2 separate regions of the Homo sapiens genome follow, and region 1 is linked to region 2. The links are chromatin contacts, found by Hi-C or POLR2A ChIA-PET in ENCODE. All regions are on one chromosome and are shown on one strand. The core of a region is the stretch at or near the end of the contact, and the rest is flanking DNA. Distances in the headings are between cores, read along the strand shown. Region 1 overlaps CLMP (CXADR like cell adhesion molecule). Region 2 has its middle 39 kb from the start of CLMP.

What was found. A loop is a pair of places that touch in the nucleus more often than their neighbours do. ChIA-PET counts read pairs that join two places held with the same protein, here RNA polymerase II (POLR2A). Pooled maps may share reads with other maps.
Region 1: a pooled map shows a loop between it and region 2 (3-fold over the local background). The contact joins two enhancer-like sites. A Hi-C loop is called at or near these places in 7 of 50 pooled maps. POLR2A ChIA-PET finds 5 or more read pairs at or near these places in 5 of 52 experiments (AG04450, H1, activated T-cell and 2 more).

Annotation. Positions count from the first base shown.
Region 1 is chr11:123,086,435-123,089,134 of GRCh38, forward strand. All of the region lies in intron 2 of CLMP (CXADR like cell adhesion molecule), which reads right to left. Among named protein-coding and RNA genes, the nearest start is that of HSPA8, 26 kb to the left of the region's middle. Within about 2 kb of position 1,422, at least 3 of the 41 ENCODE cell types and tissues checked have a DNase peak (open chromatin) inside an H3K27ac peak, as active enhancers do.
Region 2 is chr11:123,232,398-123,235,196 of GRCh38, forward strand. No RefSeq gene overlaps it. Among named protein-coding and RNA genes, the nearest start is that of CLMP, 39 kb to the left of the region's middle. Within about 2 kb of position 1,419, at least 2 of the 41 ENCODE cell types and tissues checked have a DNase peak (open chromatin) inside an H3K27ac peak, as active enhancers do.

The sequences.
Region 1 (2,700 bases), core at 172-2,671, 150 kb before region 2:
TCTCCCAGGCACATTTCAGCTGCAGCTGTTCCAAATTGTTTCACTCAAGCCCTCAACCCTGCCTTTGATCACGTGTTGCTCCACAGCTCTTCAGAGCCTTTCCTGAGAAGGTTCTCTCAATCAGATAAAACCTATGAACTCTGACCCAGAAAAAACTCACATATTATTTTGCAGATAATTCCATGGGGTTCCTAGCACTCAAGGGAAAGCCCTCTGCTTTAGGCACAGATGGGGAAGAGCTAGGATCACAGCCCTTCTCCTGGATGTGGTACTTGTTTGTTCTAAATATTTGTGGGGGCCAGATGCGTGGTGGTTCACGCCTGTAATCCAAGCACTTTGGGAGACCAAGGCTGGTGGTTTGCTTGAGCCCAGGAGGTTGAGGCTATAGTGAGCCAAGACTGCGCCACTGTACTCCAGCCTGGGTGACAGAGTGAGACCCTGTCTCAACAAATAAAATTTAAAAAAAGAAAAAAATGTAACTGGGTGCGGTGGCTCACAACTGTAATCCCAGCATTTTGGGACGCCAAGGCAAGCAGATCACTTGAAGTCAGGAGTTTGAGACCAGCCTGGCCAACATGGTGAAACCCTGTCTCTACTAAAAAATACAAAAATTAGACAGGTGGCCTGACGTGGTGGCTCACGCCTATAATCCCAGTCCTTTGGGAGGCCGAGGTGGGCAGATCACCTGAGGTTGGGAGTTCAAGACCAGCCTGACCAACATGGTGAAACCCCGTCTCTACTAAAAATACAAAATTAGCCGGGCGTGATGGCGCATGCCTATAATCCCAGCTACTCGGGAGGCTGAGGCAGGAGAATTGCTTGAACCCGGGAGGCGGAGGTTGCAATGAGCCAAGATCACGGCATTGCACTGCAGTCTGAGCAACAAGAGCGAAACTCCGTCTCAAAAAAAAAAAGAAAGAAAGAAAAAACTAGGTGTGGTGGTGTGCGCCTGTAAACCCAGCTACTCAGGAGGCTGAGGCAGCAGAATCACTTGAACCTGGGAGGCAGAGATTGCAGTGAGTGGAGATTATGCCACTGCACTCCAGCCTGGGCAACATAACAAGATTCTGTCTCAAAAAAATAAAATGAAATAAATAAATATTTGCGGCTCGGTGCAGTGGCTCATGCCTGTAATCCCAGTACTTTGGGATGCCGAGGCGGGTGGATCACGAGGTCAAGAGATCGAGACCATCCTGGCCAATATGGTGAAACCCTGTCTCTACTAAAAATACAAAAATTAGCTGGGTGTGGTGGCATATGCCTGTAGTCCCAGCTACTAAAGAGGCTGAGGCAGAAGAATCGCTGGAACCCAGGAGGCAGAGGTTCCAGTGAGCCAAGATCATGCCACTGCACTCCAGCCTAGGGACAGAGTGAGACTCTGCCTCAAAACAAGACAAAACAAAACAGAAAAATGTTTGTAGGGTGTTGTTGGCCCCACATCCTGTTGTACTCTGTAGGGTAGGTTTCGTTTTGTTTCTTTTTTTTTTTTCTTTGAGACGGAGTTTCACTCTTTTTGCCCAGGCTGGGGTGCAATGGCATGATCTTGGCTCACCACAACCTCCGCCTCCCGGGTTCAAGTGATTCTCCTGCCTCAGCCTCCTGAGTAGCTGGGATTACAGGCATGTGCCACCAGGCCCAGCTAATTTTGTATTTTTAGAAGAGATGGGGTTTCTCCACGTTGGTCAGGCTGGTCTCGAACTCCTGACTTCAGGTGATCTGCCCGCCTCGGCCTCCCAAAGTGCTGGGATTACAGGTGTGAGCCACCATGCCCAGCTGGAAGGGTAGGTTTCTTGGCAGGTGATAGAGCTGACTTAGTAATGCAAAATTGCTGGGATAGTTGGAAAAGAAGGAAATGCGTTCACAACAGGAAAAAACTGGAAGCTGTAGAGTTTGTCTCCATTCAAAGACTGAAAGTAAGGGGGCCTTACACCTGGAGATAAGGCAGGTAAGCTTGGAACACTTACTAGGTGCTCTGTTAATGTTTCTCTTTCTTTCTGATTTGTCCATATTTCCCCCAGATGCATAATCACCTACAATGAAGTCAGTTTGTACTTTCTAGGAGAATGAAGAGAGGCAAAACCTACAAGACAGTGAAGCACTGGGTAATTTTTAGGAACTTTGGGGTTTTGTGGGCTTTGACAGGTGGGTGACCTTTTTGGCCTGAGAGCTTTGGAATTTCTTTCTTGTTTATTTTATTTATTTATTTTTGAGATGGAGTTTCACTCTTGTTGCCCAGGCTGGAGTGCAGTGGCGTAATCTCCACTCATTGCAACCTCCGCCTCCTGGGTTCAAGCGATTCTCCTGTCTCAGCCTCTCAAGTAGCCGGGATTACAGGCATTCACCACCACACCAGCTAATTTTGTATTTTTAGTAGAGACGGGGTTTTACCATGTTGGTCAGGCTGGTCTCGAACTCCTGACCTCAGGTGATCCACCCGCCTTAGCTTCCCAAAGTGCTGGGATTCCAGGCGTGAGCCATGGCGCCCAGCTGCTTGTTTATTTTAGTATTTGGGTTAGCATCCAGAGATGCCTTCGTCTTGAAATATATATTTGAATTTGAAGAATCTTAGTAGCTGTGGTCCAAAGTAGAGTCAGGCTGCTTTGGACGCTAGAACAGTACAGCAAGCACTTTCAAACTGTTTTCAACAGACTCACATTAAGAAATACATTTTTCTCGCCCGGGGCTCATGCCTGTAATCCC
Region 2 (2,799 bases), core at 169-2,668:
TTTTTTTGTTTTTTTGAGACAGGGTCTGGCTCTGTTGCCCAGGCTGGAGTGCAGTGGCATGACCTTGGGTCACTGTAACCTCTTCCTCCTGGGTTCAAGCCATTCTCCCACCTCAGCCTCCTGAGTAGCTGGGACGACAGGTGTGGACCACCACACCCAGCTAAGTTTTGTATTTTTTTTTTATAGAAACAGGGTTTTGCCATGTTGCCCAGGTTGGTCTTGAACTCACGAGCTCAAGTGATCCATCCACCTTGGCCTCCCAAAGTGTTGGGATGACAGGCGTGAGCTACTGCACCCAGCATGGACTCCTAATAGGACCCCCTATGTCATAAAGATGAGATCACACAATGGACAAAAGAACAACAGAGACGATATTGCAAGGCGTTCCCCTAGTTACATGTCTGGTAAAAAAACAAAACTCATTCTCATGAGTTCTTCCTTACATCTTTCTACTACTCTGCCTTTTCCTGTTTTCTGCCTGTACCACTGATATCTTCTGTGCTTAAAAGTGCTGCTTGAAAATAACTTCAAGGCTAAATAATCCCATTTCTTTAGCAGTCAAACTTGAATCAGGATTTTTTGTTACTCTATTTTCCATCTGCTATAGACTGAAAGTTTTCATTCACTCAAAATTCATATGTTGAAATTCTAATCCCCAATGTGATGGTATTAGGAGATGGGACCTATGGGTAGTAATTGGTTCATATTAGGGTAGTAATTAGGTCATATTACTATGACCTATGGGTCATAATTAGGTCATATTAGGTCTAATGAGGTGGAGTCCTTAGGATGGGATTAGCACCTTTAAAAGAAGAGACATCAGTCCCTCTGCCTTGTGAAGATATAAAGAGAAGACAGCTGTCTACTAGCTAAGAAGAGTGACCTGATCAGACACCAAACCTGCCAGGGCCTTGATCTTGGACTTCCCAGCCTCCAGAACAGTGAGGAATACATTTCTATTGTTAAGCCCCCAAGTCTATGGTATCGTGTTATAACAGCTGAGCTAAGACACCATCTTTACAACTCTCTTACAATGCTAGCTAGTTATCCAGTCCTTCCTAGGGGTCAGGCCTTTTACTTTCATTATCTGTAAGCCTCACAACAACCTCTTACAGGAAATTGAAACTCAGCTAGGTTTCATTACTTGCTTGGAATACATGGCTAGAAAGTAGCAGAGTCAGGCTTTGACCCTTCGGTCTGTCCAAATTCTGCAAAGTGGTCTCTTTCCCCCACACAGTTTGTCTCCCAACCCCCTAACTGTGAGTTATTTCCCACTCTGCTCTTGCCCTTGCCATGGAACCAGGGAATTTCAATTAGGAGACTGTGTCTCTTGGTTTTCTCTCTATTAATAAATGTTTGATTGATTCTAAATGAGCTGTCACTATGCCTTGGTGTGAGAATTACAAGCAGTTCCACAAGCAGATTGTAAGGTGACAGCCACGTGACCCAAGCTGTTACTGCGACAGCAGCTGTGGAGGAAGAGTATTTAATTATGGAGACGGGAGGAAGGGGACCAACGGGTCTGAGGGGAAAACTTGGTTGTTCCTGGCCTTATCAACTCCTCAGGATTAAGAAACTGATCTTTGTTCTGTCTCTTCATATCCTTTTGATTTTTAAAATAAAATGTAAGTCAAAATTCCTTATTGCATTTAAAATCTGCACCAGTTTTGTTCTCTGGTTCTCTTGGGCAATAGGAGTGATAAAGCGTGAACTATCACCTTTGAAACTCGTGCCTGAGGAACTTGACTCAGATCTGCAAGCATAAAGGGTTTAAACAGTTCTGTTTTTTCTCTGAGCCTGGGAGTTCGAGGCTGCAGTGAGCCATGGTTACACCACTGCACTGCAGCCTGGTGACAGAGTGAAACCCTCCTTTCAAATATATGTATTTGATATATCAAATATATATATATATATAAAACATATATGTGTGTATATATAAAATATATATGTGTATACATATAAAATATATAGGTATATATATAAAATACATATATATAATACATAGATAAAAGGTGCCCCATCCGCAGGTGAGCACAGCCCTGTGCAAAAGGCAAGACTCTTGAGTGAAGCAGTAGGCTGGACTTCAGCTCCATTCAGCCCCTGGGTCAGGTGCCCCCATAACCACAAAGTCCATCCCCCATAACCACACACAGCAAACCTATCTAATGCTAGGCACGTTTCAATCAGTTAGGATTTATTAACTGTTATTAGTATTACTTACTGTATGTCCACCAAGCCCTGAATAAATAGAGACATTAAAAGGAATTAAGGCTTTGTATCATTATCAATGAAGGGACATTGTTGCCTCAGTTTCTGAGAGGATCCTGGCCACAGATGCTAAGTTCCTTAAATCTGGTCTAGCGATAAGAGTGAGGGCAGGAGAAAGTGGCACTGATACAAGTGGCTGAGGTCAGGGAACTATCACCCAGATGCCATATTTCCCAATGTTCAGGTCTGCCTGGAGAAGCAAACGTGGGTAGGAGAAAAGTTTGAGGTCTTTTCTCAAACTTTGGGGACAGAAAGATCTGGGGACAGAAAAACTGAGTTCCATCCCCAATTCCTGCGATCATGGGCCAGGCCTTTTACTCCTGAGGTCTCCTCATTCTAAAAATGTGGGTTACAATTACTTTCCTATATATGTTAGATGGCTTTGAGGATCGCACAAGATGATTTCTGAAAAAGTACTGTGAATTCTGTGAGACGCAATATAGATGGAAATTGTCGTTTCTTTTCTCAACGTATTTGTTAGGTTTGCTGAAACAAGGAGGCAAGGTTTTGGACTGTGAGCATCCGAGGGGT